2 separate regions of the Mus musculus genome follow, and region 1 is linked to region 2. A link is a loop called in an ENCODE intact Hi-C map of the cell type or tissue named here. Cell type or tissue: left cerebral cortex. All regions are shown on one strand. Links, peaks and the distances in the headings refer to the core of each region. The heading gives the core; the rest is flanking DNA.

The links. Hi-C counts contacts between places; a loop is a spot of excess contacts. Peaks named below come from ENCODE experiments on the same cell type or tissue, not always from the same donor. Only the 100,000 strongest peaks of a DNase experiment are listed, where the experiment ranks them.
Region 1: a loop joins it to region 2, with 12 times the contacts of the local background. A loop is called at or near these places in 1 of 42 quality-filtered maps.

Annotation. Positions count from the first base shown.
Region 1 is chr8:107,054,240-107,059,585 of GRCm38, reverse strand. Cog8 (component of oligomeric golgi complex 8) reads left to right here and starts at 2,849. Exons shown (of 5, transcript NM_139229.4): 1 at 2,849-3,325. The coding sequence starts at 2,931. It overlaps Nip7 (NIP7, nucleolar pre-rRNA processing protein), which reads right to left and starts at 2,709. Exons shown (of 5, transcript NM_025391.2): 1 at 2,596-2,709; 2 at 2,407-2,493; 3 at 2,175-2,313; 4 at 1,399-1,539; 5 at 1-1,209. The coding sequence starts at 2,651. The coding sequence ends at 1,090. In left cerebral cortex, for the core only: no CTCF peak of the experiment used is centred there; DNase peaks (open chromatin) are centred at 2,790 and 3,335; H3K4me3 peaks cover 2,056 bases; H3K27ac peaks cover 736 bases.
Region 2 is chr8:106,889,646-106,895,018 of GRCm38, reverse strand. It overlaps Chtf8 (CTF8, chromosome transmission fidelity factor 8), which reads left to right and starts at 1,426. Exons shown (of 4, transcript NM_145412.4): 1 at 1,426-1,518. It overlaps Derpc (DERPC proline and glycine rich nuclear protein), which reads left to right and starts at 1,426. Exons shown (of 3, transcript NM_001378379.1): 1 at 1,426-1,518. It overlaps Utp4 (UTP4 small subunit processome component), which reads right to left and starts at 1,379. Exons shown (of 17, transcript NM_011574.2): 1 at 1,307-1,379; 2 at 268-428. The coding sequence starts at 426. RefSeq lists cis regulatory regions at 2,719-2,726, 2,738-2,744 and an enhancer at 2,709-2,755. In left cerebral cortex, for the core only: no CTCF peak of the experiment used is centred there; DNase peaks (open chromatin) are centred at 1,389 and 2,593; H3K4me3 peaks cover 2,261 bases; H3K27ac peaks cover 892 bases.

The sequences.
Region 1 (5,346 bases), core at 347-5,346, 160 kb before region 2:
TCTGAATATCACTGTTACACTGATGACTGGAGGTGTTTTTTCAGTTTTGTGGGTTTTGGGTTTAAGACTGGCCAGGATCTCCTTATGTAGACCAGGCTGGCCTTGAACCTATAGAGCTCCATCTGCCTTTGCCTCACCCTCAAGCCCCCGTGCTGTAACTAAAGATATGCACCACCATACGGCAGGGTCATGGGTTTTTTCTTTTAACAAAGGAAGAAAATGAAGCCTCTCTAAGCAGAGAACTTGTCCACCACCACAGCTGGCAAGGGGCAGAACTGAGGCTTGAATACAGACGCTTCCACGCTATACCCCACTTAACACCAAGAAAAATAGCCAAAATGCACCTATTAAATTTATTAGGATAGCTTAGTGGTTAAGACCACTGCTGTCCCTGCAGAGGACCTGAGTTTAATTTCTGGCACCTATACGGTGGCTCACAACCAGTAACTCTAGTTCCAGGTCTGAAATCACCTTGACTTCCTTAGGCACCAGGCACATAAGCAGTGCACATACGTACATGCCAACAAAACACTCACACATATGAAATAACAAATATAAAACCATTAAAATTTATTAAATTCCATATGTAAAACCAGAGGCTCATATGGCCGTTTCTACCTTTAACATTAACACACAATAGAAAGTCCACTGTGCTATCATGAGCCTGGAAAACAGTGTTATCACAGATAACAGTAAGATGGCTCCTGTCCTCAGTGAAGTAACTTAGAAACCATCACTCAGAGCAAGTCTTCTGATCCAAACAAAGACGACGCAGACACAAAACAGAAACACTCTATTTACTCACACAAAACACTCTCAGGTTCTGGTTTGTCTGTTTTAGATTTTTGAGACAAGGCTCACTATGTAGCCCAGGCTAGCCTTGAACTCTCCAAGTAGCCTGAGCTGGCCTTATACTTGTGATCCACCTGCTTTTGACTCTAGAGGGCCAGAGACCCTGTTTTCACGCCATTTCTGTTGATAAGAACCCAAGTTGCGTATCTCAGTGTTGTCCAGATTTAATCTGATGGCCGCACACAGGAAACAAAGCTAAGTCCTCTCACACAGCAAAATGTTCTTGGAATGACCGTCCTAAGTCAGTGTCTCTTCATGGCGTACGTACTCCCCAATGTCTGCTTGGTGGAACACCACAATTGCCATGGGGTCCACTTTTCGGCAGTCTTGGGTAGACTTTGCTGCCACCCCAAAACCCTGGAATTGAAAGAACAGACATTCATTTATAAGGAAACAAAACAAAACAAAAACTATATTGAAACAGCTGTATCTTTGAGAACTGTGAAAGGAGCCAAGAAGTCAGTCTCCGAGCTGCTGACTGAAACTTCATCCTTTCCAGTGGGTACCTGGCATTTGCCGTGATGGATGGCTACCGTGGCTACTCACCAGAGGAATGTCCGCCATGGAATAGACAACCACTCCCTGGTACTGAGATGTGTTCTCAGTAATTCGACCCAGACCGGATTTCAACACATGGTTTCCATACAAGAAGGACTGCTCTGCTCCCGGCTTTACCCACACTTTATACTGAAAGAGAGTTAAAAGCCAAGACACAAGGATGTTGGGCTATATCCCTAAATGCGGATTAGCAGCTGCTTCCGAGTTTAAGGAGAGGTGGGGAACCTTTAAGTTGTTTGGACCCCCCCCCCACTTTTTTGTTTTTGTTTGTTTGTGGGTTTTTTGTTTTTTTTTGAGACAGTGTTTCTCTGTGTAGCCCTGGCTGTCCTCGAACTCAGAAGTCCGCCTGTCTCTGCCTCCCAAGTGCTGGGATACCCCAATTTTTGATCTTTCACCATGGAGTTCCTTCCTCAACCTAACATCGAAATTCAACCTTACATCGAAATGCTCACATAATCAGCAATTTCCTTTTTTTTTCCCCTTGGACCCTAGGATCACCCTCACCACTGGCACTTGTGTCTTCGTCTCTGCTTTCTGAGATCCAGCTGACACGGTGGAGGCCTGTTTTCCTGTAGACAACTAGGCTATGCAGCTCCATGGCCATAACCCTTCCTAAACGTGTCCAAGCAGCAATATCGACAAACAACTTCTTAGGCTGACGCTGTCCAGAAACTCGTTGGAAAGAATCTGTGCTCTGACCTGGCCGCCGTCACCCGGGACTTCATCCCGGATGGCAACCTGGAGACCAGGCCCCCACAACGTACCTTGGCATAGGGGGCCAGGTAATCCAGAGCTGTCACGTGCAAGCGGAACTTGTGGGTCTTGGTAAACTTCCCAAAACACGTCCCCAGCGACACGAGCTTGTCTCCGGAGATGTTGGCGGCCAGCTTCAGCATCATCTCACTACAGGGGCGCGGGAGGAAGGTACCCGGTGACGACCAGGGATGGATGCACGCCTCCAGCCCGCCACGCAGTGGGCAGCACGCCCCACCTCACCTCACATAGTACACTCGGTCGTTGTGCAGCCGGAAACAGTACGTGCCGTCGGGTCTGTCCACTAGGAGTTGAAGGTTCTCTCCGATGCTGAGGGCAACAAGACCAGCGTCTGAGCCGGGACCGTCCCGCCCCGGAGCCGCATCCCCACTCCCCGCACGCCCGTCCCTCATCCGCCTCTCCAGTTCTTACTACTTCGCGATCTTCTCAAACATGACCCGGGTCTCTTCTTCAGTCAAGGGCCTCATCTTGCCGCTTGCTTGGCTCCCGGGAATCCTCGTGCCTGGAGAGCCGGAAGCGGAAGTCACTTTCCCACCCGCCCACTTCCTGGGGTCCACGAACGCGTGTCTCTCTAGCCTAATTCTCCGTGATCTTTGCGCAGCCGCCGCCTACCGTGGCGGACTTCCGGGGACCGAAAGCCGGCTAGATGAGAAACCATAGAGACGGGAAATGTTTCCCCCAATCGTTTCCGTTTCCCAGGAGCGAAACCGGCTCTGAAGAGGAAGTGACGGTACCGTGCTTGAGAGATGGCGGCCGCTCTCCCTCTCCAGCCCTCCACGACCGCTTCGGCCACGACGACAGCCACGGCCGTCGCGCTGGGGGAGGTGGAAGATGAGGGCCTCCTGGCGTCGCTATTCCGGGACCGCTTCCCCGAAGCTCAGTGGCGTGAGAAGCCCGACGTGGGCCGCTACCTCCGGGAGCTGAGCGGCTCCGGGCTGGACCGGCTGCGGCGCGAACCCGAGCGCTTGGCGGAAGAGCGGGCCCAGCGGCTGCAGCAGACGCGCGACCTGGCTTTCGCCAACTACAAGACGTTCATTCGCGGGGCCGAGTGCACCGAGCGCATCCACCGGCTCTTCGGCGACGTGGAGGCGTCCCTCGGGCGCCTGCTCGACCGTCTGCCCCGCTTCCAGCAGAGCTGCAGGTGCGGCTGGCCTGATGGGGACGGGCGCGTCATTGTATCTGCCAGGACGCTATCGTCATGACCCAAGCGTAGTGTACAGGGCTCTCTCCTGATTGCCTTGTTAATCCACTTAAACTTCACAGCAGCCATCTAGGTAGGTAGCGTCATTATTTTACAGACGAGGAAGTCGAAGTGAAGTGACTTGTCCAAGAACACAGCTAGTAAGTTTCCAAGAATTGGAAGCTAGGAGTCCACTACTCCCTCATAGGCTGTTGTTTAAATAATAAACATTCAGCCAGTCTTATTGACACTTGTGATCCCAGTATTCGAGTCACAGAGTCATCATCCTAGTCTGAGTATTGAATTCATGGACAGCCTGAGCTACATGAGACATTCAAACAAACTAAAAAATGTATGCATCCGGGCGGTGGTGGCGCACGCCTTTAATCCCAGCACTTGGGAGGCAGAGGCAGGCGGGTTTCTGAGTTCAAGGCCAGCCTGGTCTACAGAGTGAGTTCCAGGACAGCCAGAGCTATGCAGAGAAACCTTGTCTCGAAAAACCAAAAATAAATAAATAAATAAAATTATGCAAGGCAGTTCATTGAGCCTGACATAGTTAACCCTATATAAATGTGGGCTGGAGGTGCTCAGCTTCAAAATGTCCATCGATAGGAAGCTGACAGATCCTATTTGTCATTGTAGGTTGTCAAAAAGCATTTCCTTTTTAAGCTATGTTACATTTCTAGGCCCTCGATCTAATACACTTAGTTCTGCTATCCAGCAGGTCAATTTTTCTTTGGAAGCTTGGATATTAAAAACAGGTTGTGTACCCCATATGTCTGAAAAGAGATTCAGGACTGCATAAAGCGAGTTTCTGGAATTACTATAGAAAAGTGGAGAAAGTTTAAGTGGGAGCGCGAAAGATACATAGCAGCACATAACATGAAGACCTGAAGAATCTTAGGGCAAAAGTGTGGCTTATAGAGTGGTTAGTGCTCTATTAGAAAAATATTAGTAGCTACTTTAAAATGTGTATCTCACCTGCATGTATGTCTGTGCACCATATGTGCCCAAAGGAGGTTAGAAGAGGGTGTCAGATATCCTGGGACTAGAATTATAGGTGGTTGTGAGCCACTAGGTATATGTGTTGGGACCTAAGCTGGGGTCCCCTGCAAGAGCAGTGATCACAGAGCCACTTCTCCAGCCTTAAGTCCAGCTAGTAAGGGATTTGTAGACGCTTTCCATACATTTACTTTATGTAAGGTCTTACATACATGCCATCTTGCCTGTCTCTAACATTCACACCAATGAAAAGACAGGTCCAGAGAAGCCAAGTACCTTGCCGTAACATAGACCTCCTTCGTGAGACCTAGAGCAGTTCAGTCCCAAATGTTGACAGTCTGGGCAGCCAATATAAATCTACAAGCCATTTTTAAAATGACATGGAGGGAGGGGTACCACCATGTTGATGTGGAAGTCAGAGGACAGCTTGTAGGGTGGGTTCTCTCTCCAGTGAGGGGATCACACTTAGGTCAGCAGGCTTGTTGGCAGGCACTAGGCACTGTACCCACTGAGCCATTGTGACGACTCCATGCAAGCAATCAATTAATGAAAAGTTTCTTAAATCTTGAGTTAAAAGTTCTTTCAAGTGTAATAGAAATTGTAGATTTGGTGTGAGGATTTTGTTTGAGATAGGGTTGCACTATGTATCTATCCCTAGCTGGTCTGCCTCAACTTCTGGAGGGCTGGGATCATGGGTGTGCCCCACCAGAGCCAGCCTTGTGGGAAGATTTTTTTTTTTTTCCCGAGACAGGGTTTCTGTGTGTAGCTCTGGCTGTCCTGGAACTCACTCTGTAGACCAGGCTGGCCTCGAAATCAGAAATCCTCCTGCCTCTGCCTCCCAAGTGCTGGGATTAAAGGCGTGTGCTACGACCGCCCAGCGGGAAGATTTTAAATAAACTAGGTAAACCATCTAGCCCGTGTCTAGTAAGTGCTTGGTAACAAACTGCTGTGTAGGATAATAAGGAAATACACTTTCCTGA
Region 2 (5,373 bases), core at 54-5,053:
CCAAAAGATCCAGCAAGCTTCAGGCCTCAAACGGCACACAATTCCCAGGCAGGAGCTTTCTAAACAGCTTGAGATAGCTCAAACCCCTGGGCTGCTTTTCCCTTGATGGGTGCATCAAGGGACCCCAGATATGCTACAGAAGTTCTAAGCAATTCCACAGCAGGAAGAGTCAATTGATCTATCTGAAGATAGGGCTCATAAGTTGTAGAATTGAAGTTAAGAAAATTAACATCAGGGCTACCACACCAGGCTCCCCCAAAGACTTACTTTCTCCTGAAAATAGTTTGCTGACAAGTTATAAATTTCCACCGTGCCATCTGTTCGTGAAACAGCCAATCTGTTTGACTGATTATTGTAAGCCACACACCGGATACCTGATGGAACGTAATTAAAGAAACGTACTCGATGGACCTTAAATTCACCCATTCCTGGAGGGACAAAAAGAATCACTGTTAAGCATTAACCCGGAGAATCTCCTATGCATTCAATTTACCATCATCACTGTTGGATAGGAGGTCCCATGATCTCTCACTTAAGTTCATTTTTAATAATGCTGGTGTGCCCCAGCAAGACTCTTCGGTCTCCAGAAATTCAGTAGGGAAGTTTCAACAACTTAATCCCCACCCACCCCCCGCCTCCCCCCAAAGGCTAACTCTATTCCTCCATCTTTTTGGAGGAAGAGGGTTTGAGACCGGCATTTTACCAATACTTTTCTCCTCAACATTACTGAGTCTGGTCGGGCGTGGTGGTGCACGCCTTTAATCCCAGCACTCCGGAGGCTGAGACAGGCGGATTTCTAAGTTCGAGGCCAGCCTGGTCTACAAAGTGAGTTTCAGGACAGCCAGGGCTATACAGAGAAACCCTGTCTCGAAAAAAAACAAAAACAAACAAACAAAAATTTACTGAGTCTGCAAATTACAGACCCACTCTAGTAAGACAGTGACATAGGGTAGATGGGGGAGGGGAATCCCAGAGCACGAGTAGGCAGCGACAGAACTTGGTGGTCTCTTCCAGCCTGCCTGATCTAGCAGCTACCTGACACACACCTACTGGGAGTGGAACTTGTACGTCCCTTACTCTTCTATCCTCAAGGGAGCCACAGGCAGAGCGGGCACGTTCTGATGAGCCACTAAAGCGCGCGGGGTGTCCGCCAGCCCTGCTCTCCCAGGTCCACGGAGCGGAGTAGCTTCCCCTCGGCCTCAAGAACTGAGCATCCAACAAGGTCCGCGGGCCTCCGACCCCAGGTGAACCACACCCCTTCCGAACAGTGGGTTTTAGCTGCCCCCGGAGTTCTCCCCGAACTCACCTACCGCCGGGAACTCGCCAACCCCGGACCTCGCTTCTCTCCGCCCCGGCCCCACGTGCGCGCTTGCGCACTCGACAGCGCCGTCCCGGAAGTACTCCGCGGCGCGAGGCCGGAAGTGCGCAGGCAATGCTCGCGGCGGCGGCGACGGCGGCGGGAGGTTCGGTTGTCGCCCGTTGGCCGCGCGGCGCCGCGCTCGGCGGCCGCCATTGCAGGTCAGGCCGCGGGCGGAGGGGCGCGGGAGGCCGCGGGGAACGAGGCCGGAGGCGGGGACCGCGGCGAGAGCGCGGAGGATGGGCCAGCTAGGCAGCCGGGGCCGGGCGGGGCGCGCGGCTCGGCGAGAAGAATGGCGAGCGGAGGGGCGGGGAGCGGGCGGGGGAGGGGCGCGTGCTGGGCCCGGGAGAGTGAGGGCCGCGCGGGCCGAGGCTAGCCCGCCGCCAGCCAGGGGCGCTTGGGGACCGGGAACTGGGCAAGGACGGAAGGAAGGGAGCGAGGGAGTCGGGTGGAGTGGGAGAAGGGCGGAAAGGCTGACGGAGCGCGGGCGGAGGACGGAGCAGGGGGCGGCGCGGGCCGGATCCACGAGGTAGGTGCGGGGGGGAAAGGGGCTCAGTCCCCGGTCGGGAGGCTTGCTGGAGTCGAGTGGACTTGGAACTCAGAAAGTAGCGGGAATGGCAGCCCGAGACTCAAAAGGGGTTTGGGGCGGAACGGACAGAAATGTGAGGCTTGTTTCAGGGGACCTTTATTTTATTAAATCATGGTAGTGGGGAGGAGGAAGCTGCTAGGGGGGGCATTATTTGGAGGATTCTTGCAAAGTGGTCTCGGGCGCTTTGTGGGAGGAGTGAATGAATCCTAAAGTTGAGAAGGGTGGTGTCCTAGAGTAGCGGGACTGGGAACGGTTTTGGCTCGTATTTGAGTGGTAGAGGAAGGTAGTTGAAAGAGGACTCTTCGGGAGAAGGCTGGGGCTATGAAGACGGATGGGGGCCGTGGAGAAAAGCAGTTTAAGAGTGAGGTGGGGAGGGATAGTTTCTTAGGGGGGTAGGTAGAGGGTTAAAGACCTTGATAAAACGGTTCCAATAGTAGTTTGGGATAGTTTGAAGGAAGTTGGAGAAACGGGCAAGAGGGAGTTAGAAAAAATCTTGTCTAGTTGAAGGAGGGGGGAGGGGAGCTCAAGGGTGGAGGAGATAGAAGAAATGGAAGACTCCAGCAAGGAGGGGGACCTCCCCCACAACTGCCGCGCGGCCAGAAAGGGTTGGGAGGAGGAGGTTGTGAGGGCAGGAAGAGGAGGGAAGGTTGAGATGGGGTGGCAGAGTAGCAGAAGATGGAGAAAACCGGAGTAACTCAAATCAACCGAAGCCATCTTTTCTACCCATTGTCTACAAATAACAGTAATTGATTCCCTCCAGTGGAGGAATCCTGCCACGTGATGGGAACGTACCACGTGGATGCATAGTCTCTAAACACGTTTTGAAAACATTCTTCACTAATGAAAAGTTCGGAAGCATTCAGTTCTACCTTCCCTCCACAGCCCCTTTTTGGAGGGGAGCAAGTGTCTCATTTAAAGTAGTTTAGACTTAGTAACAACTCTATTAAGAGACAAGTTCTCCTTAGAAAACTGGGTCAAACATCCCCTTCAGTCACACAACCACCATGACACTGGTAATAAAAATGATTTGTATTCAGTCATATATAAAACTCACAAGGTTGGTTGTTTGCTAGAAAGGCACATAGAGAAATAGTTGTCATATTTAGAGAAATGACTTTCCAGAGTTTAAGCCCTGAAGCATCTCAGTAAACCCTGCCTAAAGCCTTTGAATTGTTCTCCAGTTGTATAAAGTTGACTTTGATGACCTACTGTTTTTATAGCCTATTTTGTCCATTGTAAACATTCACAGTAGTTACCAATTTGGTGGTAGTGATGTTCTACTTGACATATTCTAGGAAACAGCTAACTTTTTTTACTATGAAATGGTTAAGCCACTTTATCCTAATTTTTTAAAGAAAAATTTTAAAGTATAGTTTTGAAGAATTAGAACATATTCCCTTTAAAACAGACAAAATTCAAAAATACAGGTAGAGATAGTGTCTATCTTGTTCACTGGTTTAATCTTTAGCAGACCACACAAAGTGTTTAGATACATTGTAATGGATTTTTTTTCCTTTGAGACCAGGTTTCTCTGTATATCCCTGGCAGTCCTGGAATTCAGTCTGTAGACCAGGCTAATAAAATGGACATTTATAAAACATGATTTAGTCATAGAAGATTTTGTGTCATTAGATTTAAATCATTGAATCACAGTCCTTTGTTTTTCTGTTTGTATGGTTGGGTACATACCATACTTACACCACATTTTATTTTGGGAAGTTACCATTATGAGGGTCACTGATCAGGCTGTTCTCTAAGACATTAGTAATCCTTTAATATGTAATGATTTAGAGAGCAGAGGATGAGAATTGGGTTTGGTCAGAGATTAAAGTGAACCCACGGCAAAAAAGTCCTCAGTCTTCATGACTTCTTTTTTTCCTTGATGAGGGGTAGAGAGAGGGTTTAGGGTATAATTTTGAATCTTGAAGGTGGCATTGAATTTGACTTTTAAAGCCTAAACATGGATAAGGTAATAGTTTATCAGCTACTTTGATGTATCAGCTTGGATTTTAGCTGCTTTCATTGCAAGGGACAAGGCTTCTTTCAGATTTGCAGGAGAATGAGGGCAATTGCAAGGTAGATGGATCTCAGAAGTTGTGTATGAGGAGGGCTGGTGTGCAGACCACACAGTGGAATGGCTAAAGTCACATCCTGCTTTACTGGTTATTAATTAGCTATGCGACCAATTGCTTAGCCTTCAGCTTTTCTAAGCCTTGTTACCTGAAAGGGAGTTTGATAACCATGCCTAACTTGAGCTGGTTGTCAGGATGGGATGAGATAATCCAGTAAGCAGTCCAAAGAGTATGGAGATGAAATCTTTTGGTATTGGTAACACTGTGCTGCTTTCTAATCAAGGCAAATCTTAGTCCTAGAAACTGGTCGATTCTTAGTGTTAGCATGAAGTGAGACTGAAGACTCAGAAATTGATGCCACACAGAATTTTCATTGTAACATTTTTGTTATTTGTTACTATTACCAGAATTTGGCTTCTTAAACAGCATTGGAAATTCACACAAGTGCTTCAGATATTGGAATCTTTGCATTGATTTAGCAGATGAATAGCCCGAAAACTGAGAAATCTTGACATTTGATACTAGCAGCCTAATATTATGTTTAAATTTTTTTTCTACTTGGAAACATGTTCTCAGATTGTAGGTGTTCTGCTTGTACGAGGCTTCACCTCTTTTTAAGTTTCCCTCACACCCACCTTTGTTGTTGGAGACAGGGTCTTCCTGAGTTGTCCTGCCTCAGCCTGAAGGGCAGGGATTACAGATGCATAGCACCACACCTGGCTTTTGAGACCCTTTGAATAAAATGTATGCTAATTGGGACACGTGGTCATACTCCTGTTACCTCTGTCGGTTGTGCTCTCAAATCAATATGTAAGCTAGCCCCATGGACAGTTTTCTGGTGACCTCAAGGAGCAAGAACAGGAGTAATAGATGCTACAGGAAATCTCAAGCCCTGAGATACACACACACACACACACACACACACACACACACACACACACACAGAGAGATCACATAGGTATAATCATATGGATATACAGGTGTCTCTAAGCTAGACTGACACATTTCCTTTTATATCCGTGTAAGTCACCTAATTTGATTTAGCATAAAACATTTTACAGGGTTGATGGGGTACAGCAACAGAATGGCCAGGCTGTAAGCCACACAGTTACTGTTTCCAAGGCATTGCTAGGTGTTTGCCAGGATCAATAGAAATAACTCAGGCAAGGCTTCCTGCAGCTGTATATAAAGATGTATGTTTTCAGTTGAACCTGCATGGGTAGGTTTGCAAGTGCTACCCCAAATCAGAGGTCAGGTGTCTGCTTTTCTTAGTTCATTGTGAATTCTTATTCTGATAGTCTGTCCAGGAAGCAGAGAATTCACTGAGAAAATTTGGCAGCCATACTGTCTATTTC